3 separate regions of the Mus musculus genome follow, and all the other regions are linked to region 3. The links are chromatin loops, found by intact Hi-C in ENCODE. Cell type or tissue: gastrocnemius. All regions are shown on one strand. Region 1 holds the start of Tdrd7 (tudor domain containing 7). Region 2 overlaps Tdrd7 (tudor domain containing 7). Region 3 overlaps Tstd2 (thiosulfate sulfurtransferase (rhodanese)-like domain containing 2).

Region 1 (8,000 bases), 150 kb after region 3:
CAACTTCAGAGTCTCTGGCCTCTGCATTCTCAGTGCTGGGGCTCAGATGGGCACCACCACACAGCCCGAAGTTTGATGCATCTGAAACAGATGTTTTCTGATGCTGTCCACCATGGACTGAGTATCCCACAGGCAGGCATCTGTATGCCTCTTGTGTCCTATGGTGACTGGGGTCTATCGGCTAACCACAGTGACATTAGTATGGCTCTCATCTGTAGGTTTTCTCCTGTTAAGTTTCTCTTTTTTAACTATTTCTAACTGTATCACTTGTCTTGTCTTTCCCACAACACTTTTCCCAGCATGAATTCGAATTTCCCAAATAAACACAGCAGGTTATTAGGGTAAACTCTCCTAGCTTCTCAGCTACTCACTCAATGTTGAAACATCTGAACATTGTCTTACTGCAATGGCTCTCAGTCTGTGCATCCTGACTCCATAACAGTCACAAAATGACAATTATGAAGTAGCAATGAAAGTTATACTTTACGGTTGGGGGTCACCACAACATGAGGGAATGCATTAGGAAGGCTGAGAACCACTGATTTAAGTATATACTTCAGGTGACTGCTGCTCTCTCCGAAAGACACATTCTGGGGCTTTACAAGTGGGGATCTAAAAGCCTCAGGATGTGTGCTGAAAATTTTAGACATCACTTAGGCTAGCTCAAGCCTTTCATCTTACAAAGCAATAAACAGCCTCAGAGAGGGGAGGAATTTATCCAAGATCCTTACCCAGCAATTTCCCATATTACAAGGTGTGTGGGGTTGCTTTCCGTTTTTAATTTTAGAGACAAGGTCTCCCTATGCAGCCTTCCATTGGCCTCCAGAGTGCTGGGATTATAGGTATGCACCACCACACGCACTGTGTGCAAGCTTATGGGGCTGTTTTCCTTCTAATTGCAGTCTACTTGTTAAACCTAAATAAGTCTACCTATAGCCAGTTTTAAAAGAAAGAGTATTATCTTCCTTCCAAGTATTTAGGAAGCAGTTTTTCTTTTTCGTTATTTCATATTATTTATTTTGGCCACTACATAGTATCTCATTAACTAGTTTTATGAATCTACATAGCATGATGATTTGGTCAGGGATCTGGGTCTCAACCCTACCTCTAACTACTGAGCACCCTTGCCTCTTTGAGCAATTCATTTTGGTCTCCTTTTTTATGTGCAGGATAATGAATAAGGGAAGAGCCACTGGTGTAGCTGCACGTCTACTACTATGTGGGTTTCTTTTCCTTCCACCCTTCTCCACCCCTATTCCACCCTCCCAACTCCCCAACAATAGGTAGGAGAGGAAGAAGGCTAGAGGGGAAAGGGGGTGGTGATGTCATTAGACTTCTTGCTGATTGGGGCGTTAATCTTTGCTGTCAGGATATCCAATGTCTTCTTCTGGTCTCTGCACAGGACCACTTGACAAACTGCAACAAAGAGCAACAACAACCACCACCAACCAGTAGTAGCAACCAGCAGCAGGAGGAGAAAGAAGGAGCAGGAAGAGGAGGAGCAGGAGGAGGAGGGGGAGAGGAGGAGTAGCAGGGATGGGAGGAGGAAGAGGAGCAGTAGCCACAGCAGCCGCTGCAACCATGCCTGCCTACCTCCAGGTTCTAACAGTTATATACCCTTTCAAGAGTCCCCAGAATTCCAAATGTCACATGTTTGCAGAAACTATCCACAGCTGGCAAAATCACACCCCTGCTAGAGCATGAGACAACTGAGCTGCTGCTGACAATCTAAAGCAGTCCCCCATGCCACACCTGGGATTAAAACAAAAACATATTCCTATAATATTTCTGTGGATGGGGGGAGGGTGTTGGTTGGGTTTTTTTGTTTGGTTGGGTTTTTTTGTTGTTGTTGTTTTTTTCCCAGAGAAACCAAATTTCTCACTACACACTGATTCTCTGCTTTCTTCTAATCCTTTGAAGAGGTAATGAGCTTCAAAGTTCTCATGGGCATTATAGGTTTGCTTGCTCATGACAAAGCTGCACAGACTGAAATACTACGTCTGACTGGAAATCACACTGGGTTATCTGACTGACACATACTTCAACTAAAAAAACAAAAAAACAAAACAACAACAACAACAAAAAACCCAACTTTTTGTTTGTTTGAAAAGACATCTTTGGCCTCATGGGGGAACTTTGGAAACAATGAAGAACAGAGACGGGATGAAGAGAAGAAACAGCAAGTTTGGCACAAAGAAAAAGCAAATTCATAGAAATAAGAAAGTCAAACTCACTCCAAGCAACGATAAACTCCTGACTCATGAAAGCATCCAGATATTTTCCTCTACATCAAAGCTTAATTTTTGCTATTTATACTTCATCAAACATAAAACAGGCACCCAGAATTGAGTTATAAAGTGCATTTTCTTTACATTTCTATTAAACACCCAACAAATATTAGAAAACTTAAAAAGAGCGATCCTTCTAGGAGCTTTAAACTCCAGATGCAACACAATAGCTCACCCAGCCAGTCTCATGTGGCGCATTTAAAAGGGTATTAGCAGGGATTACATTCCACTTTCAATCCACAGGGACTAAAATCTTAAGGCACTGCCAAGTGCTGCCTCACTGTCTTAGCAAAGAGAAAATCTACCAAAGAGAAGGGCTGAGGAGCTGCGGGCTCTATGGCCAGCACAGTCCTTTGCATGTAACTGAAGCTCGCCTACGTCAGCTGAGTCTACACTATATGCTAACTTATCCTAAAAATTTGCGTGTCCCTGTCATCAAAAACCTTGAAATCCCAACCTGTAAAATATGGGCAGTTTGGGTAAATAGAAAGCCTCTTTAGAAGATTATTATTATGAGCCAAAGACTTATCTTGTCTTGAGAACACTTCAAAGGGTCAGTTAGCTATTCCCATTCGGTTCTTGAGCAGACTTAGAGACCAGAGGTGCAATTGATTCCCGACCTTACATTTAAGCTTTAGAAGCTCAGATTCCAATACATTATCTGCAAAGGCCGCACTGTAGAATGCCACATTTTCATCCACATCATGGAGGTCGGGAAGAGACAGGGATTTAGTTCTAAATTACACTTCTGCCACTAAAGGCGTTTCTAGTTCCAAGAACACTTCTCTGCAAACGTCCACCTGCAGAGCATAGGTGGGCACCACCAACACGAATCGTGGTTTTCTCGGTTAGTTTGTGGTGTTGGTATCAGAATCCTTTGGGGTTGGGCTTTAACATCTATACACACCTCTCTTCCCTGCTCCCCAAGATGACTGGGTAGTGGTAGCCCTGGATATTGACAGAAATGTACCCTCAAGCGGACAGGAGCAGAAAGGCTGTCAGCTCCCACTTGACTTCCAAGACAACTTCTCCGTGAATGCTTGTTTCCTCCCCAGCGCTCACGGTTGACAGGAACGGCTACGTGTAGGTCCTGTGTGATGTGCGCGGCCTGCACCGGCCGGTCTCGAGGGCGGAGGCCGCCGCAGTGTGGCCCGCGGGGCTGGCACAACTGCGCAGAGCTCGGGTACCGCTGCCCAGCACGGGCGGCCGAGGCCGGTTGCTCCTGACCGGGAGCTACTTCCTGCTCAGAGCTGCGCGCCTCCCACGCCCCCCTCTGCAGCTCCTGCTGCACCGCGACCGGCTGGGTGGACGTCCCGGGGCGTCACGCACGACGCTCTGGAACCCCGCCACGGCGGGGACCAGGCCCGGGCCTGAGGCGCCGCGCCCAGCCGCTGTCCTGCCCGTGCCCTGCCGTCCCGCAGCCCGCCCCGCGTCGCCCGCACCTGTCGCGCCCCGACCGAGCTCACCTCGTCCCGGGGACCCGCGGCCCAAGCCCGCGCCTCTGGGCCCGGCTCCCTCCGCTCCCTCCGCCAGGGCGGCCGCCGCCCACTTTCGGTTTCCCCGCACGGCCTGAGCCGTGGCTTGGGAATCACCTAAAGCCCCGCCCTCTGGGCCACGCCCCGTCGCACCACGCCCCGCCCCTTCGCCGGCCGGCTTAGCTCTGCGCAGACGCAGGCGCTCCGGCCACGGCTGCCCACTTCGAGGTCCGCGTGTGAGAAGGGAAACCGACGCCGCCTAGCGGTTTCTGCGCGTGCGCACGCCGTCCTGACGCTCGGGGTGTGGATTTATTTCTCTTTCCACAAAGTTCGTTCTCTTCAGCATCTCAATACTTCTTTTCATCTTCTAGACAGTCTGTCTTTAGCTGTCTTCTAGGTCACTCTTTGGAGGAGGGGGACTATATTAAAATGCTTTGCCACATACCCTTCACGCGTGTGTAACAACGCTGCTTTCATCCACTGCTCTAAAACTAAAGCTGTTTGAGGGCAGAGATCCTAGAACACTGCCCAGTATATAATAAGCATAAAATAAATACTTATCAAATTCTTTAATTCATTCAAAACACGTTGAATAGCTGCTATTTATTCACTCCACGGTAATTCCACTAACATTTATTTAATGCTGGATTGCTTTAACCCGTTGTGAAAACTTGGCATCATTCTGTATATTTTTGCTGAAAGCCTGCTGCTGCTTACTCAATCAGCAATTTTTTTTAACAGTTTGAGGTACACTTGCCATACTATAAGCTGCACGATTCAAATGTACACTTTCATGTGTTTGGTATGCATACAACAGAGAAACAATCACAGATAGTAACATGAGGAACATAGCCACACCCTCAAAGTTCTCTCTCTTTCTATAATGTTTGCCTCATTCCCTACCGTTTAGTCCTGTAAGTGCCCACTTACTTACTATAGAGCTCTTGCTTTTTCTGGAGTTTTATATAAATATAATTATTTCATATGTATTGTCATTAAGGGGGAGGATCTGGCTTTCTTCACTCATCAGAATTCTATTGAGACTCTTCTGTGTCGTTGCATACACTAGTACTTTATAACCTTGGCTCCCTGAGTTTCCACTCCCTGGTATTGACCCAAGAGAAAGGAAAGGGCTTATTCATCACAGACCCGTACAAGGATGTTTAAATCAGCCTTGCTTGCAATACTTAAAGACACAGAGATAGCATAAACATCCTTCAGTGGGTGAGCAGACAATTAACTGTTACAGACTCAATACCTGCTGACAAATAGCAACAGTGTATAGGGCCTATAAACCTTGTGCTTAAGGAACTTTGCATTCATTGGGAAGCTGCAGTAGGCGATGAATAGACTGGAAGGAGATCGTGAAAAGCCGGATATCCTGTGCTCAGTAGGTTCTGTCTTAAGGCTTTGACCAGGGGTGTTCTTTGAACACTGTTCTCTTTCATAATCTCACATCTGGTCCCTGCCTAAAGCTGCCGAAGTGTCTCTGAAACAGAATTCTCTACATTGCCTTGATTCTATTTCAGTCTGTTTCAGATGTCTTTCTCCCTGCCCTGTCCGCTAAACTAAACATGACAGTGGCTTCCAGAGACCTAGAATAAAGCCAGCTCTTTATTTGGACTCTGTAATAATACTCTGACATGCCCTGGCTCCACATTCTGATGGAGGGAAGGGTAAAAACAGCATCAGTGAACTGAGAGGATGGCTGTGGGGATAGGGAATTAGGCAATACTGAATTCTGTATATAAAATAAATCATGAAACAATGTGCATGAACCCTAAGTCTGAGGTCCTTTATGCTTATAGATATGTCCCCCCCTTTGCTGTATCCGATATACAAAGAAAAGTCATGTGCTGCAGCTAGTTTTCCATAACCAGCTTTATTTACGAATAGTTGCCACAAGCAAATATTTTTAAGTACGGCAGTCTGATGAGTTTTAACAAATGTATCCAGTTGCGCAACAACCATCACAATCAAGATGCATAACTAGTTTTATTTGTAGAAGTTCCCTGAGCCTTCTACCTAGCCCTGTTCCCTCCCTCTTCCCACCACTCCTGGCAGCTGGGTGAGAGTTCAGTCCCCTCAGCTTTGTTTTCTCAGGAGCACCATATGTAGGGAACCGCAGGATGTGCAGCCTTTGTGCCTGGGTTTTCACTTAGTGTAATGCGTTCGTGACTCATTCCTGTTGAGCTTATCAATAGTTACTTCCTGTTGATGGCTGTCACTGTATGGCTATGCACAACTAGTTTATTCCTCGAATTTAGTGTGCATTTTTGTTGTTTCTAGTCTGGGGGGGGGGGCCTGTTCTGGTCCAAGCACCTATAAATAACCATTGTGTAGTCAAATGGTTTTCTCACATACATACCAGGGAATAGAATTAATGTCAGGATGTAGGAGAAATGTATTGTTGATTGTATATATTTATGGATATGAGTATATGCTTATGTGTATTTAACCATAGATAATGTATAATTATATGCATAATTACATGTGAATGTCAAAGTGCAATCTTAAGTGGCCACATCTCTTTGTACTCCCATTTTTATCCACGACTCCGCCCCCTGTAAAGCATGAGTCCACTCATTCTCAGTACTCAGCATCACCAGGCTTTTAAAATGGAGCTTGACCCTGTAAGGGTGGAACATTGCCGCTGCGGCACTGAGGGACCGGTCTCATATTGAGGCTTTAACTCGCCTTTCTCCATGATGGCGTGGAGCATCTTTTCCTGTACACAGTGGCTTTTGTATTTGTTCTCGAACAATGGGCAAAACTCCTGTTCTGTAGGTGGATTTAGCTGAGGTGTATCAGGAGGATTCCTCAGAAGCTGAACTGCAGCAAGGAAGTTGTATGATCTTGTTTTGTTGCTCGATTTATAGCTGGAATTCGGGAAAATGAAGACTTTTTTTTTTTTTTGAGACAGGAGCCTGTCTTGTGGCTGAGACTGACATTGAACTGTCCCAAGTGCTGGAATTACAGGCTGCCATGCCCAGCTCAAACTGGCTATGCTTTAGACTTGGGGTTCTTATCCTTTTATGGAACAGTAAGACAGAACATATGAGAGCAACACAGATACACAGGATTTTACAGAGTCAAGTTCCACACATTAAAAATTCCCTTAGGGGAAACCTCAGAGTCAAAGGTCAGTATTTCAAAATAGATAGAATGCAGTCCAAAGGTGTTCTTCCCCCACGGAAAGACCAAACTCATCCTAGGTCACCAGGGGCAGAGGCAGATGGGCAGGTCTCTTGCTATGCAAGAAAAAAAGCACACACATCTCTCATTTCCAAGGCTGCAGAGAGGTCCCAGAGTCCTGAATACGTGGCTTTTGCAAAGGGACAGCCTCCTGGTAGATCATTTGGGCCTTTGGAGACTTCACCAGAGGGAATTTATCGTGGAAAGAAGGTACAAAGCTAGGACCAAGTGTAGGGAGAAAGATGACCCCACTGCCGCCTCATCCCAGGCTAAAAAGGATGGAGCAATAAAAACCTCCACCAAGTTAAGTGTGGTTGTACACACCTTTTAACTCAGCACTTAGGAGGCAGAGGCAGGTAAATCTCTGTGAGTTCACAAGCCAGCTTAGTCTACATAGCAAGTTTCAGGGCAGCCAGGGCTACCTAGAGAGGCTCTGTCTTAAAAAACAAAACAAAACAAAACAAAAACAAAACCCTCCATTAAAAGCCCTCCATGCATTTTTGTTGTTGTTGCTGTTGTTCATCCTGCCAGCCTACTTGTTTAAACAGAGCCATACGGGAGGCCCCAGGACACTTGGCCAAGGCGGGAGGATCCAGGGCTCCTGGAGGAGCACTGTACCTCCCCTTCTTTATACTAGTTCAGCAAGACCAGGAAGGGCCTGGTTTCAAGCATGTGTCTATAGCCCTTTCCCTCTTATCTGACAGGTCTATAACACAACCCAAGATCCACACGTTCTTCATTCTCCACCTCACAAATACTGGGAAGGGTTGCAAATCCCCCCTTCCACATCTCAAGTGGCATTTGGAGACACTTCAAGCGCTGCTATCTCACCTTCTATCCAGAACATCTGTCGCTTCTTTATATTGTCTCCAAAAAGAAAACCCCAAACACATCCACAGGACTCGGATTTCTGTCACTTTCCATCCCGTCAGTGAACTTCAGGGACTGGCTTGTGACATTATTCAGTGTCATGGGTGGTACTCCTCTGGAAACCTCCCTCACAGCCCTTCCCCCAAACCTATTGCTCTCTTAATTGAGTTTC
Region 2 (8,000 bases), 120 kb after region 3:
CTTGAAGTTTGAACCAATACAAGCTACTTAGTTATGTTGAACAGAATTTCTTTCTTGCCTCCCTAGACAGGCACTCTGCTGGCCACCCAACACACACACACACACACACACACACACACACACACACACTTACCTGGAGATGAACTTGTAGAGATCTGTCACATATTGCCTTGAGGCAGGTGGCATTGATGTTGATATCGTCCTCTCCTGACGTGTCGTACAGCACCACCAGCGGGACATCTGACTTGTCCAGGATCTCCACAGCAAAGATCTTCCCACATGTTAGTGATTCCACCGCCTTCACAAGGTCAGGGTCATCATTCAGAACCTCCAACCCTGAAAAGCAGCAACTGCCTTCATTTCTACTTACTCAGAAGCACCATGGATGCCTGAGTTCATAGGCCATTTAGACCACAGAATTATACTCACTACCTCAGCATTATAACACTTTTAATGAAAGTTTTGTTTTGAAATATTTACCTTACACATCTGTAGATGAATGGCGTGATGTGTACCTCTTTAAGAGACACATTAGAGAGCTGGAGAGATGGCTCAGCCATTAAAGGCTGCTCACAACCAAAAACTATAAGACATATTAATTAGAGCAGGTACTCTTAACGTAATGAGACTGATGACCAATTAGAGCTTTACCACAAAAGGAGCAGCCTTTGAGATATATGCAAATCCATACGTAAACCACGAGACTAACATGAACAAGAACCTGTTCTTGCAAATCATGTACTTATAATACCTTTCCTATGCTGGTTTTCTGTTTTCAATTAAACATGTACAACTTTTCCTTATAATATTATTATATAACTGAAAACGGAAGCACTCCCTCTCCTCCGCCTTCTCCTCCTATTTACCCCTGACCCTGAGGACACCACAGATAGATTCATCAAGAGACTGATGCTTCAGCCACCACAGGCTCAGGCGCAGTATTATTAATCTCTTTCAGTTCTCTGACAATTGGAATTCAATATTTTACACATATGGCAACTCTTAAGTCCATCTACTAAGCTAATTAAAATGAGAACACCATTTCTGTATGGGACTTCAGTGCCTCTGTCTACTTTTCTCTTTGAGTGTAAGCTATAAGGCAGACCTCTGCCCTGTCCATTCTCAAGATTAGTGCTGGGACTCTGCTCGTACCTTTTACCTCAGCATCTGGACTCCTGTTCTGCAATTGTGATATATTCCTTTCAAACCAATTCCACAATCTATGATTGGCTCTTAAGAGCTCGTTGGGCTTATTTCAGAGTCAGGCCCTTCAGAGACAAAGATTCACTCTTGCTGGTGGGGACACTAGTCTCTGTCTCTGTCTCTGTCTCTGTCTCTCTGTCTGTCTCCCTCCGCTCAATTCCCCTCCCTCTCCTCTCCTCCCCCCCCCTTTCATTCATTGAGACAAGGTCTCATTCTATAAGCCCACATTGACCTGGAACTGACTATGTAGCCCAGGCTGGCCTCCAATTTGTCATCTTCTATTCTTAAATGCTGACACATCACAGGTGTGGGTTGCCATACTCAGCTTAAGGGGAATTTCTGCAGAGGGCTCATTTTCATGTAACGATCTCAGGGCTAGAGAGATGGCTTAGTGGTTACCAATGTTCTCCACCCTTCCAGGGGACCTGAGTTTGCTTCCTAGAACCCACTTTAGGAGGCTCACAACCACCTGAAACTCCAGCTACAGAGTATCTGATGCCTCTGATCTCCACAGGAGCATGTATTCATGGGCATACATACATTGTGTGTGTGTGTGTGTGTGTGTATACATAAAATTTAGAAAAAGTGTGATCCCTTTAGAGTTAAGTGTAAGCCTCTTTCCATCCATCTCACAGGCCCGCTGTTAGCTTCCCCCTACTGCCATGCACAAGGACAAATTCCCATGCTTCTGTAAAGAGGAAAGGCACAAGAACCAGACAACCCACAGCGCAGCTCGTCTGGGTGCACAAGGGTTTGCTACCAGAGTGTATCTGCACACCTGTTTCCGTGGAGAAGGCTGAGGGTCCTATCTCTGAAGTGACAGGACCTAGCAGGGTGAATCCCATGCTACAGAGTCATTTAGGCTCTTACTACAACAAAACAAAATAAACTTAAGCCATTCAAATGGCTAGATAAACTTTTTACAATACAATAAAATGAGCTATGTTTTACATAATCAATGTGACAATAAACACTTTCATTATTACTACATCTTATTAAGAACATTGTGTGAATTTATTCACAGAACTTTCAAGAAAAACACATTATGAGCTGGGTGTGACAGCCCACACCTGGAAGTCAGCACTGAGGAAGTGAGGTAGGAGGAGTTTAAGTTCAAGGCCAGTCTGGTCTACATAGTATGACTTCACCTAAAGCAACTAACAAAACTAACAAACAAACAAACAAACAAACGGAAGGGCAGAGGGAAAGAAAGTGTAACACTTGAGGCACCAAGAGCATTTCCAAATTCAACAGCGAAGAGTACAGTGTTGAAAGGATTTCTAAGACGGCCCCTTACCTGCCAGCTTGCACTTGGTGGCTTGAAAGGAAAGCGAGCAGAACCGTGGGTTCAGTCTGTACGCTTTACTCTTCTCAATGTTTTCACAAAAGCCATAGTCAACATAGCACACCTAAGGGGAGAGCAAAGCCTATCACATCTACACTCAAAAGTCCTTAGCCTTAGTTTAAGACCTTAATATATCCAACTGGATCTGTCTTATTCCATAGTCATCACGCGGCATCTCAGCTCTCCCACAGCTAAAGAAAAGGCTCCCCGATGCACCCCAGATGACAAAAGGCTGGGCCTCAGGGTCCCATATTTCAGGCCCTTGTCTGCTACCTTACCCCTTAGTCAACCAGAATAATAAGACCAAGGCAGAATAGGCTCTGGGGCCTTGCCAAGGTCACCTCTGCTGCTGTCTGGCCTCTCCCTGTCTTTATCCTTCCTGCTAGGAGTCTTCCTTGTTCTGAGGGACAGCAGCTGTTTCCAGGAGCTCATCAGTCCTGTGATACTGGCCAGATGTTAGAACCCCAAAACAGCACCTATGACAGCCTGCTCTCTTGGCCACTGTGGTACTAGGGGATGAGATGCTTTGGTCAGGGACAACAGTGACATCAGTCTGGACAACATACAATTCTATTTTTTAAAAAAGGGGAGAAACCAAATTTTTTCTTCAAGTTCACAAAGCTAGATTATATCTTCATTCAGTTTGGCCGAGGCCCCAGCTCCCAGGTATACTCTTAACTCTTAGTCTGTTAGCTGGACATAACCCAGAATCATCTGGGAAGTCTCAGTGAGTTTAGATCAGCATCAGTGCTACAGCTGTATAATATCTGTGGAGGACTAGCTTAACAGTCTCAATTAATACAGGAAGACCTAGGCTCAAAGTGGGCAACAACATGTCCTGGTTTGGGGCCCTGGACTATATAGTAGAGGACTGTATAGTAAACTGAGCACCAAGCACGGGTGCATTCGTTTCTCCCTGCTCTTGCTGCAGATGGGACTGACTGCTCTTAGTTCCAGACTTAAATCTCATGTAGTGAAGAACTGCATCCTGAGTAAGCCCTTTCTCCTGAGTCGCCTCTTCTCAGGATACTTTAGTATAGCTACAGAAATGAGACTTGAACACATACCATTAACACAGAGATGACTTTTGCAGCACACCAAGACCTAAAGACCACAAAATCTCCCACCTCTCTTTAACAAGGGCTCACTATGCAGTCCTGCCTTGCCTGGGACTCTTTATGTAGGCCAGGTTGGAGATCTGCCTGCCTGTCTCCCAAGCTATGAAAGCTTTTTTTTTTTCTTGGCAACTAGAAACATTACGTTTTATTATCCTAGATTTAGAGTAACTAAGAATCTGGTACTATTGGAAACCTAAAATACAAAGCAAATAACAAAAGGCAGGCAGTACTGCCTGGAAAATACCAGTCAACAGAGACAGGTCCCTGTGTCTTTTGAAGAAAATAAGACACAGGCACCAGCAGGAAATAAAGATCAATTCCTCCATGGCAGAGTCTGAGGAAGAAGAAAGGCAGAGAGCCCTCCAACTCCCCTGACTATGTGGTGAGTGTGCCTGGTTGCTGAGGCAAAGACTCACCTTAGGAAACAATACTGGACTCTCTGCTGCCTGGACCCAGACCACTGGCCATGCCAAAGTTCTAGTCCATCATGTCCACACAATTTCTTCCCCTCTCACAAGCCTCAAGACTCAGGCAAACGTTTCAATTTCATGAACAGCAGTCTACACCTGAATCTTGGATGTGCTCCTCCTGGACCCATGTTATATATGCTGATGATGAGAAGCAGTGTGAGACCCAGACTCCAGAGCAGGTGAAGCTGTACTGTTAGCCCAGCAAGAGGCTACGGCAGGACCACTCCGAAGTCTTCACAGGGTTTATGTCTGCAGCTGACTTCTTTACTGACTTGCCTGCTGCATCTATTGCTATGGTAGTAGTGGTAAATTTTTGTTTCTTCTGTGGTACTGGAGGTTGGACGTAAGGCCTAATGTATGCTAGACAAGTGCTTTAACCACTGAGCTACATCCTGTAACTTTCTAAGACAGGTTCCTACTAAGTTGTTGCCTAAGTTGGCCTTGAAATTGTGCTTCTCCTGCCTCTGCCTCCCAAGTAGCTGGATTACAGAGCTGCAGCACCAGGCCCAGCTAATAACACATATGACAATCACAATTCACAAACCCCTCATCCTTGGATGTGCCCGTATGCCTCAGCCACCTCACCCCGTGTGCCTTGCTACAGGAGAGCAGAGCAAGCATCTCAGGCTGCCATAGCAATCAGTGAGCAGGCACTTGGGGCTTCCATTTCTGGTTCTCTGGCACCATCAAGTGACCACAGGTCTCTGTGCCACCTGAGTGCCTGTACACTTCTCCTAGCTGCCAGGGATATCATAAGAGACTAAGAAGACTTGAGCAGCTTCAAGCAGGCCTTCCCTGAGGAAGCAGTCTCAGCAGAGAGCTACTGTTCTTCCTCTCATTGTCTTAGCTTGAGTTGGACTGCGCCCAGAGTTACTCTCAATCCTCTTAGGTCCTGCCCCATCTGTAGGCCCCAAGACTTCCGGCCACATCCTGTCCTGGTGATTGGCCTATGCTCCTTTGCCTCCATGTCAAAAAGCAGCAGTCCTCTGCCTGGGAGACACCGGACACAGGACTGTCACTCACAGCATGCTTGCAAAAAGGGAGAAGTGACATATTCAGGTGGCCACCAAGCCAGCAGCCCACCATGGCTCAGCAACTTTTCTCCCTGTCTGGGGAGCTCTAAGGCTTAAAAGGACACAATTCTCAAGGAAACTGAGCCTGTGGACGGAGTCTTGATCCTTGGGCTCCTCATGGAAGGTACAACGCAAAGGGGCAGAGGCTGATCACCAAGACAGGATGCTGCCCAAAGTACTAAAGCCTGCTGATGCATGAGCCCAGCTCAGGCTAAGACAGGGAGGAAGAATGGCAGCTCTCTGCTGTGGCTGCTTCTTCAGAGAAGGCCTGCTTGAAGCTGCTTATGGAGCTGCTCAGTGCCAGGAGTGGGGAAACACCCTTCTGATAAGATCTGAGTCTGCCCCTCACAGAGAACTTCATTTACTCTGTGACTTTAAGAAACTGAGATATCATAACTACCACTGGTATAAGAGCTAACAAGGGATAGTCTTTCACAGGCACTACTTGGAATTTCTGGTGAAAGTCACACTGGATTTGAAAGAACAATAAACAACAATCACATCTGAAAACTTGTAACGTATCTACCTCATGCTAACAAAACTGAGCTTGCCTTTATCTTGTTCTCATCCGTGGAAATGATCTGTGCTCGCAACCAGGCATCCTCCTCTGCATTGACTGCCAGCAGCTGCCCCACGTGCACAGTCTGGATCGGTGTGACTCTGGGGTTCTTACTGTAAAACTCCTTCATCTCATCCTCCATCAGTTCCTGAGCAGCTGAGTAGTCTTTGCCTACATACCTGTAATGGTGAGAGGAGCAACAGTCAGGGTGAGTAAACCCCAGGGTTCCAGGCTCACAGCTGCTCACCCCAGCAGGGGAAGGAACTGTGCTCAGGGAACATCATTCTCAGTACAGGGAGATAGGACTATGGCGCCCACTGCCCAGTGTGACGATGTGTGACAGCCCTGAGAACAGCAGAGGAGAAGCAGGCATTGGAGGCCCCAGGAAGAAGCAGGGTGCAAGAGAGCCCAGGACAGGAGATGGAAGGTGTGTGGAAACACCACAGGGGCTCCCATAAGCCCTTCCAGGTTTGAATGAGGCTGCTTTGATCTGGCAGATGGCTTTACCCTGGTGAGGCTGCATCTCATGAAATGACAACACTTCTGCTACAGGATGAAGCTTGCAGCTCGAAGAGACCTCAAATCACCTGGCCAAGGTGAGGGAGGAGGCAGAGGAGCCCTTGTCCTTATATTTCTCCAGTTTTTACCCAGAGCCTCTGGTGATTTGAGAAAACTCTAAGAAATTGCTCCACATGGTCTTGGTAACTATCTGCAGGACAGAAGATGGCCCAGCCAACCTACCTGTTACTAGAGAGAAAGGGAAGCTACAAAGACATTTCACACACAATGCAAAGAATGACTCTTTGGAAACTAGCTAATTTAAGATGTGTAGTCTTCATCCCTGAATGGGTTAGACTTTGTCAAGATCCATCGTCTACATTTGCTGTGTGTTGCAAGTGTTCAGGAGAGGCTGGAGTCAGTCTTGCATTGGGTTCCAGTCTTTGAGACATGGGGCTCGGGGGCTTGAACTTAGGTGACAACTGAGTAAATGTGGAGAGGCATCCAGGAGTTGCAGCAGCCAGTAGAGAAGGATGGCTCCACTCACAAGTGAGGACAAGGGCTGGTGCTACAGCTAGGTGAGTGTGGGCAGTACCCAGTATAGGCTCATACACTGTCTCCAAATTACCTGAGCACAGGGACCGAGAATCTGCACAGACCATCCTCAGTATGTGACCGATACAAAGCTGCATCTAAAACCCCATGTAAGCCAAAGTCCCTCTAAAGATCCTTCTTAGTGGCAGAGCAGGAGACTAGGCAGGCTTCATAGTGTCAGCTGGGCCACCACTTGCTTTAATGCTCTCAAGCTCTTCCTTCTGGAAGGATCTAGTTTGGGTATTCTCTGTGCTTTTCTAGTTTATCTATAGGTCTTGGGCTGCACAAACCAGAGGGCCATTTGGGGTGAAGGGTCCTGGATGCTTTCTGTTTCAATGTTCTCTCCCTCTCCCCAGCCACAGCTCCACACTGGATGGTAATCCAGTGCTTCAGTGTCAATTCAGGCTGTCATTAGCCACATCAGTGACAGCTACACATCTCTTAGAATGGCATCCAAAAGCTCAGGGCAGCAGGGCAGCTCTAGGTCCACTGGCTAATCTGAGTGTATGATGAAATTCGCTACCCTGACCTTTTAGGGCTGCCACAACAGTCCTAGATCTGACGGCATCACCTGGCCTGAAGGGGCCAGGCTGATGTTTCTGACACAGTTGCCATGATGCTTATGACACAACTTTTACCAAGTTCATATTATCATTCCCATTTAAAACTATTAACCATCATTTCTCCTAAGGACGCTGGGCCTTTTACAAACGTGAGCACACTCCTGCACTTCACTGTGACTCCTGAGGATGCTGCTCTTCCTTCCCTCCACAGCATCCATGCCAGGAGTGGTCATGTGACAACACTGCACAGCTCGGAACAACTAGAAATGCCAACTTGCCTGATAACCACATCATTTGTGTTGCTCAGCTCAACCACCAACACAGACGGTGAGGCCTCGGTAGGAATTACCAGAGGCGGCACAGTTATGTCCTCCAGAAACTCATCAGCACTTTCAGCCATGTTTTTTTCTATCTGCAAATACTCTTGTTCAATCATCGACTTGATGTCAAAATCTCCTTGTGCCTGCCCTTCATCCTTTAAGATCTTGTCAGTGGGCAATGGGAGTTTCGCATAGAGAATTGCCTTCTGGGTGTTTCCAGAAATGTAGTTTATGGTGCACACATCAGAGAGCGAGGC
Region 3 (8,000 bases):
TTAGTGCTACTCTGTGAGCATGCTGACATAGAAAAGTTTGTCTTATGTGGCCAATAATAACACGTCTATAGATAAGTGTACTACATGAAAAAATGGAAGTAAAATGTTTTTCATGGTGAGCCAGTCAAACCAGATACTGCCTTGTGATTGAGGATAGGCCACAGTGGGCTCAAATTCCCAGCTTGCCTGTAAAGTAGGGTTAATAATACCTGTCTCCTGGTGTGAGAGCTAAGTGAGGACAGGGAAGCGAGTTTGCTTTTTGTAAGAAGTCTGGTGCAGATACTGTACTATGTAGAGAAAATATGAAGAGAAGTGCTCTTATGTTAGGAGACTAAAGATAGGAGGGAGGCAGAGGTTGTTCCAGCTTCATGCTCTCCTGCTCTGCCTGGGTGCACTGGGAACTGTGGCTCCCTGTGGCCCTGCTCTCCAGTTCTGCCTGGGTGCACTGTGAACTGGGGCTCCTTGTGTCAATGCTCTCCAGTTCTGCCTGGGTGCACTGTGAACTGGGGCTCCTTGTGTCAATGCTCTCCAGTTCTGCCTGGGTGCACTGTGAACTGGGGCTCCTTGTGTCAATGCTCTCCAGTTCTGCCCCGGTGCACTGGGAACTGTGGCCGTGCTCTCCAGCTCTGCCTGGGTGCACTGGGAACTGTAGCTCCTTGTGGCTCCAGTTCTGCCTGGGTGCACTGGGAACTGTGACTCCCTGTGGCCGTGCTCTCCTTCTCTGCCTGGGTGCACTGGGAAGTGGGGCTGCTTGTGGCTCCAGTTCTGCCTGGGTGCACTGGGAACTGTAGCTCCCTGTGGCCGTGCTCTCCTTCTCTGCGTGGGTGCACTGGGAAGTGGGGCTCACGTGGCTCACATGCTCCCTCCTCTGACTTTCCTTGTGTAGTGGCCAGGGTGACGAGGAAGGAGAGGTGCTCCTGTATTACTGCTACTGTGACTTGGAGGACCCCCATTGGGTCTGTGCCTGGCAGACAGCTCTGTGCCATCACCTGCACCTTACAGGCAAGGTAAGCCCTGCTCCAGATGTGCCCTGCAAGCCTCTTCTTGTCTCCTTAATCTTGGATTGTAGGAGCTGTGCTCTTTGAGAAGTCTTCACATGGGGGTTCTCGAAAGGAGGGAAACCCTGCTTGCAGGGTAAAGAATAAACCAGCTCTTGATATGTTGCTTATAGACCAGGCCTCAGTCACCCTATACCTAAAGGGTCAAATAGTAAATATTTCAGGTTTTGTTACCTTTTTTTTAATTCATTGTTGTTATAGATTGGAAACATTCGTGGGCATGGCTAGGTTCTGATACATCTGTCAGCTGAGACAGGGAAATGTACTGAACTCCAAAGCCTCTTATAGATTCTGCATGTTTGATTACAAGTCACACCTTGGTTTTCCTAGAATCAGGTCTCTGGTGATCTCAGGTGTGACATTTACTCCTTCCCTTCTGTGCGGCCCTCCCCTCCTTGTCAGGCCTCCTGTACTCTGAGCGAGTGCCACTCCAGTGCTGCTCCCTCAGCAGTACAGTGTGCAGGGTCCTCACCATGCCCTGCCTTTGCTGCTGCTTAAAGACTTCCTGCAGTCTGAGAGGAGAGCCTGTCTCCCTTGTGGGGGGGCCTCGTGAGGTCAGAAGCTTTGCCTTCACTGGGGCATTCTCAGCGCTGGAACAAGGTTCAGCACTTAACAGGCTCTGTAAGGATTGGAAACTGTAGAATAAAGGAAATTAAAACTGCATGTTTGTCCGGTATCTATGAGTGTGTGCTATGAGAGGAAGCATGTTCCCAAATGGTCACACCTCTGCAGGACAGGATGGTGTTTACTTTTGTAAAATGCCCTCTGTGGCTTATCTTCCAGCGCTATGCCTATGCACATTAAATACTTTTAAATTTTAAATCAAAAGGAAGTTGTCTTAGTTAGGGTTTTACTGCTGTGAACAGACAGATGACCAAGGCAACTCTTATAAGGACTACATTTAATTGGGGCTGACTTACAGGTTCACAGGTTCAGTCCATTATAAAGGCAGGAACATGGCAGAATACTGACTTCCAGGCAGCCAGGACCATGGTATTAAAACCCACACCCACAGTGACACATCTACTCCAAGCCCACATCTTCTAATAGTGCCACTCCCTGGGCCAAGCATATATGAACCATCAGAGAAGTAGCGACCTTCTGAGAACCTGGTGGTTGTGGTTCTCCTATTCCCCAGTAAACTCATGGACAGTGCTGTTTTCCACGCCCACATTGTTTGACAAGTGCTGGTATCACCCACCCGTGCAGCTCATTCCCACGCCCTGTCCTGAAAGTATCCGTTTTCTTCTCTTTTCCACTTCATCGCCCTGACCATGCTCTATCTCGTCTGTGTGGTAACTTCCCCGATTCTCACCTTAATCTGCTCTCCAGTGCAGCAGCCAGAATGATCTTGTTAGAACAGCTCCAGCAGCGACAGGTGGGTGAAGCCCTTGACACAGCCTAGGCTGCTGCAAGAGCAGGGCCCTTGGCTGAAATTTCCCACTCATGTTCTTTGGTTTCTGGGACCCACCGAGTCTTGTTTTGTTTGCCTTTTTTTGAGGCGAATTCTCTTGAAAGTTGATACCCACCCCCACTCTGTCTAGTCTAACTCTTCTGAAGCTTCAGATCTCTATTATAATGACTTTTTCTCAGAGGCCTTTCCTGACCTCCCATCCAAATTCATGTTCCTCAGTGTGCCTTCTATAGCTCTTGTCTTTTTTTTTTTTTAAGTTTTATTTTTTTTAATTAGGTATTTTCCTCATTTACATTTCCAATGCTATCCCAAAAGTCCCCCATACCCTCCCCCCCACCCCCCTACCCACCCACTCCCACTTTTTGGCCCTGGCGTTCCCCTGTACTGGGGCATATAAAGTTTGCAAGTCCAATGGGCCTCTCTTTCCAGTGATGGCCTACTAGGCCATCTTTTGATACATATGCAGCTAGAGTCAAGAGCTCCGGGGTACTGGTTAGTTCATAATGTTGTTCCACCTATAGGGTTGCAGATCCCTTTAGCTCCTTGGGTACTTTCTCTAGCTCCTCCATTGGGGGCCCTGTGATCCATCCAATAGCTGACTGTGAGCATCCACTTCTGTGTTTGCTAGGCCCCGGCATAGTCTCACAAGAGACAGCTATATCAGGGTCCTATCAGCACAATAGCTCTTGTCTTTTTGTGTCTCTTAGCATCTTAACCTCCTCTAGCCTGAGATGTGGGGGACTCTTCAACAACTGTATCCCTAACTCCTAGCACATAGTTTTCAAAACCAGTAACTATTTGTGCTATGTTTTTTTTTTAATTAATTAATTTATTTATTTATATATCACCGTCTCTATTTGGTGAGCTTTTTAAAGCTAGGTGTGATGGTACACTCTTGCAATCTCAGCACTTAGGAGGCTGAGGCAGGAGGATTGCTGCAACTCCAAGAGCAGGCTAGGCTACATACACAGAGAAAAGGGATGTCTTGTCAAGGAGGACCAGCCTCTCCTGGCACACGAGCAGTGAGCAGTCCTGCCCACCAGATGGCAGCATCTTCCTGCTTCTCAGACATCAGAGACTTGGCCAGGTTAGTGAGATATTTTAGTACTGGGTTTTGACATTCTTGGTTCTTAGGCAAGGAAAAGGAGAACCTGAATGCCCCTTGATGTACATCATATGACCTCAAGAAATTTGTGAGTGAGATGTAGAGATGGCAGAACAGTTACGAGTGCTGTCTCTCAGCAGGTGCTCCACCGTGCTAGCTGTTCCTTGTCTATTTCCTAGTTACAGGGCCTTTCCATCAAAGTCTGAAGGACTTTCTGAGAATCTAGGTACTGCTAGAGAGTGAGTGAGTTTAGAGATGGCTCTGTAGGGAATGCGTGTATGGCATGCATTTGGCTTCTGAGATTAAAATGAAATAGGAAAGAATTTGCCTGTCTACCTAGAAATAATCGCATAAAAATGTACATTCACCATCACCCAGTCAGACTGTTTTCAGACAGATTTCCTGACATTGCTGGTCTCAGGCTGTTTTTGTTGTTGTCGTCCCTATTAGTGATAGATAGGTGCATAGCCTGTAGCACAGAGATGGCCTGTGTTCCCTGCCTCATACCCACAGCAGTCTCCCCTGGACTGCAGCCTCTATTTTATTTTATTTTATTTTGTATGTTTTCTGAGACAGTTTCTCTGTGTATCCCTGGCTTTCCTAGAACTCACTCTGTAGACCAGGCTGGCCTTGAACTCAGAGACTGTCCTGCCTCTGTTCCCCAAGTGTTGGGATTAAAGGAATGCAGCACCTATACCCCACCTCACCCTACTGCAGCCCTCTTTCTCAAGGAGTCAGTGGTAATTAGGATACTTCATCTCTGGGTAGCTACCAGTTAATTGGCATTGGCTTGTAGGATGAATCCTGTTGTTTATCCATAGCCTAAAAAGTTGGATCACATGAGACACTGAAAATGAATGGCCACATACAACTTTACAATCTGGCTGCATTCATGTTTGAATAATGGTAACAGTTCAGGGTCTTTGATCAGATCTCTTCTCTTCAGAGACTGTGTGAGTCCTCAGCTGGTGTGCTCTAGCGCCTTACTCTGGGGATGGTGCCTTATAAAGCTGCTCCATCTTAAACTCATGTATGGGATCTCCTCTACTAGGACAACCCACTATGCAAGCCCCCAGATTGCCCTGGCCCAGCTCTCACGTGCCATTCCTAGAGAAGCTAGAGAGCCGCAGATGTGGCTACACGTGCTCTTACACATTAGCACCCACCACGTAGCAGGCATGAATGCAGACATGGGGCACTTCAGTGAGCAAAAGAGAACTTGAATTCAGCCTATGGTTTTGAGATGGAGGCTTTCCCTGGCCTCCAAGCAGAGGTGATCTGTGCACTCCCACTGTCAAGTAGGGTCCCTCTTTAGGACTGGGGTAAAGTTTCCTCAGTGGGCTTTGCTTTTTTTTTTTTTTTTAATTCCACTTCTGGCGTCGTTCTACCTATGTAAGCGTCTTGGGCCTCCCATAAGGAAGGGCTGGAGCTCATCATCTTCCTAAGCCTCTAGAAGCTGAATAGGCCCCGCTGCTTCAGAGGGACATCTGTGCTCTATATTGTGATACTGTGGTGGCCACAGCAGGGCCTCTGCTTTTCCTGTTACACTCACTGACATGAAAGGGGCCTTTAGTTTATCATGGGAAGACACCCAAGCCAAGACAGCACCCCTCTCCTCTTTTGTGTCTCAGATTCGGATTGCTACTGAAGGAATCAATGGAACTGTTGGCGGAAGCAAAGTGGCCACCAGACTCTACGTGGAAGTCATGCTTTCCTGCCCATTATTTAAGGATTACCTGAGCGAGGATGATTTTAAGGTAAAAGAACTAAAGCTAGAGCAGTCTGCTTGTAGGTCATTGAAGAGCACACTCAGAGCCACACTCAGAGCCAGACAAGCCCCTTTCCCCTGAGCTCCAAGCCAGGGCAGGAAAACAGGTGGGCTCGTCACTGTTTCTGTCGAGGGCCATGTCACTTGGCATGTCGGAATCCTCTCCAGATCTCATTTCCCTTCCTATAAGGATGGCACAGTTACACAAGCTGGCATCTAAATCCTGGAAAGACTGGTTTACAGATCTCTGCGGTGAACTGTGGTTTTAGTAAACCTGAAATTAAAGTTGCCACCACATCAGAATAAAGTTGTGGTTCTTTCAGCTGAGGTGATGTGTCTAAGTACTGTGTGCTTTGTCACAGTATGTGGTAAGCTGGTGGGAACACTTTACTAATTCTCATGCTGGCCACAGCAAGACACTCGTGGTCACTGCTCCAGAACAAAAGTTGGTGTGTGATCACGTGTGACTCTCTCAGTGGTGCTGAGTCACATGTACATAGCCATACAAACACAGTGTTCCTGCATATGGAAGAGGCACAGGGAACATTTATTAACATGCTGAATTATCTGGAACATTTTGGACCTAAACTTTATCTTCATTGAAAGTTCCTTCCTGCCCCCAATTCAAGGTTTAAAATCTCAGCTATCACACTGTAAAACATACCATAATTCTTCCATATGGCATTTGTCTTTACCTGGCAGTGGGACAAGTAAACTCTGTCTTGTTTCTCCTTGGTTAGAGCAGCAAAGGAGGGTCTCACTGCTTCCCGGAATTGCGAGTCGGTGTGTTTGAAGAGATCGTGCCTATGGGGATCAGCCCCAGTCAGGTCTCCTACAAGAAGCCCGGTATGCTAATGTTCTAAAGACTTGTTACTTTTTGTCATAGATATAAAGTGTAATAGACAAATAAGAAAGTTAAGTCCTGATTAGCAAAAACTGTAGTCAGTCTTCTCTTTAAAATAGCCATGGGAGGCTAACTCTTTGTCCATCCAGCACTTAGGCTGGCTTCTGTGGTGCTTATGGTAACTAAAAGCTCACCTATAGACCCAGAGCACATTTTTCTTGGTGATAGTTTGGCAAGAAGTTGTTTCCTCTTTCTAGAGAGAGCAATCTGAAAGCTGTGTGGTTATTTGCAAATAGTTCATCAGCAGAAAGAATGCATGGGCTTTTGCCACAGTCAGCAAATGGCTTTCAAAAACAAAGTAGCATTCTAGAACTTTCGAACATTCGATCCCTGCTTCCCTGCGGTTACTATAGATGACTGAAAGACATTTGTTTGGCAGGGATTTTTGGTTTTGTTTTACTTTTTACCATGAACATTTGCAAAATTAACTAGAGTGCTGAGAATAATAGAGTGACCTTCCGTATGCTTACACACAGCCGCAGCAGCTGCTCATTCATGGCAAGCTGGCCTCTGTACCCCAACCCTCTCTCTCATCCTAGATCCTGTTATTGTATTCATAAATCCTTTAATAAACACTTTTAAAAGAAAGAGTAACATTTAAGTGTAACCGTTACCATCTCCAAAACATTTTAGCAACAGTTGATTAATAAGTATCTTGTCATTGAATTTCCTGCTGTTAATGATTTAAGATTCTATTAAGATTAAATAAGAGGGGGCTGGAGAGATGGCTCAGTGGTGAAGAGCACTGACTGCTCTTCCAGAGGTCCTGAGTTCAATTCCCAGTAATCACATGGTAGCTCAACCGTTTGTAATGGGATCTGATGCTTTCTTCTGGTGTGTCTGAAGACAGCTACAGTGTACTCATATATACATTAAATAAATAAATATTTTTTTTAAAAAAGATTGAGTAAGAGTATCTGGGAAGATGGGTAAAGCACTTGTCACTCAAGTATGGGGACCTGAGTTCCAGTTTCAGTCCCCAGACCCATGCAAAGCTGCAATCCCAGTTCCATGCTGTGTGGTAGAAGCAGAGACAGGAGGCTCACAGGCCAACTAGCCCACAGGAGCCTTGCAAATAAGATGCAAGGTGAGCACTGAAACCTGAGCTTGTTTACTGATTTCCACACAAATAAAGGAAAGCAAATTTAAATAAGATCCCTTTAACAAGAAAAACAGTGTTTTTGAGCTTGCACATTCAGCTACCCCATTGCAGATTGGCTCTCAGAGATCTCAGTCATTTGGCTTGTAGAGTTTCTCAGAATCTGGATGTGCTAAGTGCATCCCTGGGGTAGTCCTCGGTGACTGTCTCCTGGAGTCAACATGTACCCACTTACTTGTGTTTATGTGTATGTATGGGCTTGGGATCTGCAGCACGTATGTGGAAGTCATGAGGCTCGGCTCTTCCCTTCCTCCATGGGCTTCTGGGGATCAGACTCAGATCATGAGACGTGAAGGAACGTTCCTTTCCCTGCTGGCCCACCTTGCTGGCCTTGCAGACTAGGTTTGTAGGCACCCATCATTTGTGTATAGCGTTCCTCAGTCTTGGATTAGTGCTAGTTATACCCCAAAAGGGTAGTCTCCTGCTCACTTGTCTCCCCTAGACTGCTGTTGAGGCTGAGAGTTTGCTCACAGAGATTGCTGTCTAGAAGAAATATGGGAGCCACAGAGCATTACTTTTCAGTTTCTAGTAGAAACAGAAATAGGTAAAATTAGCTTACATAACAGTAATAAATAAAGTGTGTCCAAAACAT

Evidence for each region. A loop is a pair of places that touch in the nucleus more often than their neighbours do. Peaks named below come from ENCODE experiments on the same cell type or tissue, not always from the same donor. Only the 100,000 strongest peaks of a DNase experiment are listed, where the experiment ranks them.
Region 1: a loop joins it to region 3, with 6 times the contacts of the local background. A loop is called at or near these places in 12 of 42 quality-filtered maps.
Region 2: a loop joins it to region 3, with 2.8 times the contacts of the local background. A loop is called at or near these places in 2 of 42 quality-filtered maps.

Annotation. Positions count from the first base shown.
Region 1 is chr4:45,968,191-45,976,190 of GRCm38, reverse strand. Tdrd7 (tudor domain containing 7) reads right to left here and starts at 3,894. Exons shown (of 17, transcript NM_146142.2): 1 at 3,755-3,894. In gastrocnemius, a CTCF peak has its summit at 4,030; a DNase peak (open chromatin) is centred at 3,932; H3K4me3 peaks cover 2,148 bases; H3K27ac peaks cover 3,085 bases.
Region 2 is chr4:46,005,402-46,013,401 of GRCm38, reverse strand. It overlaps Tdrd7 (tudor domain containing 7), which reads right to left. Exons shown (of 17, transcript NM_146142.2): 7 at 7,702-8,000; 8 at 5,761-5,947; 9 at 2,501-2,612; 10 at 134-336. Among named protein-coding and RNA genes, the nearest start is that of Gm52728, 11 kb to the right of the region's middle. In gastrocnemius, a CTCF peak has its summit at 4,830; no DNase peak of the experiment used is centred here; H3K27ac peaks cover 315 bases.
Region 3 is chr4:46,122,234-46,130,233 of GRCm38, reverse strand. Tstd2 (thiosulfate sulfurtransferase (rhodanese)-like domain containing 2) reads left to right here. Exons shown (of 10, transcript NM_173033.3): 4 at 887-1,007; 5 at 5,209-5,334; 6 at 6,086-6,191. Among named protein-coding and RNA genes, the nearest start is that of Tstd2, 12 kb to the left of the region's middle. In gastrocnemius, a CTCF peak has its summit at 3,506 (motif pointing right); a DNase peak (open chromatin) is centred at 3,510; H3K27ac peaks cover 370 bases.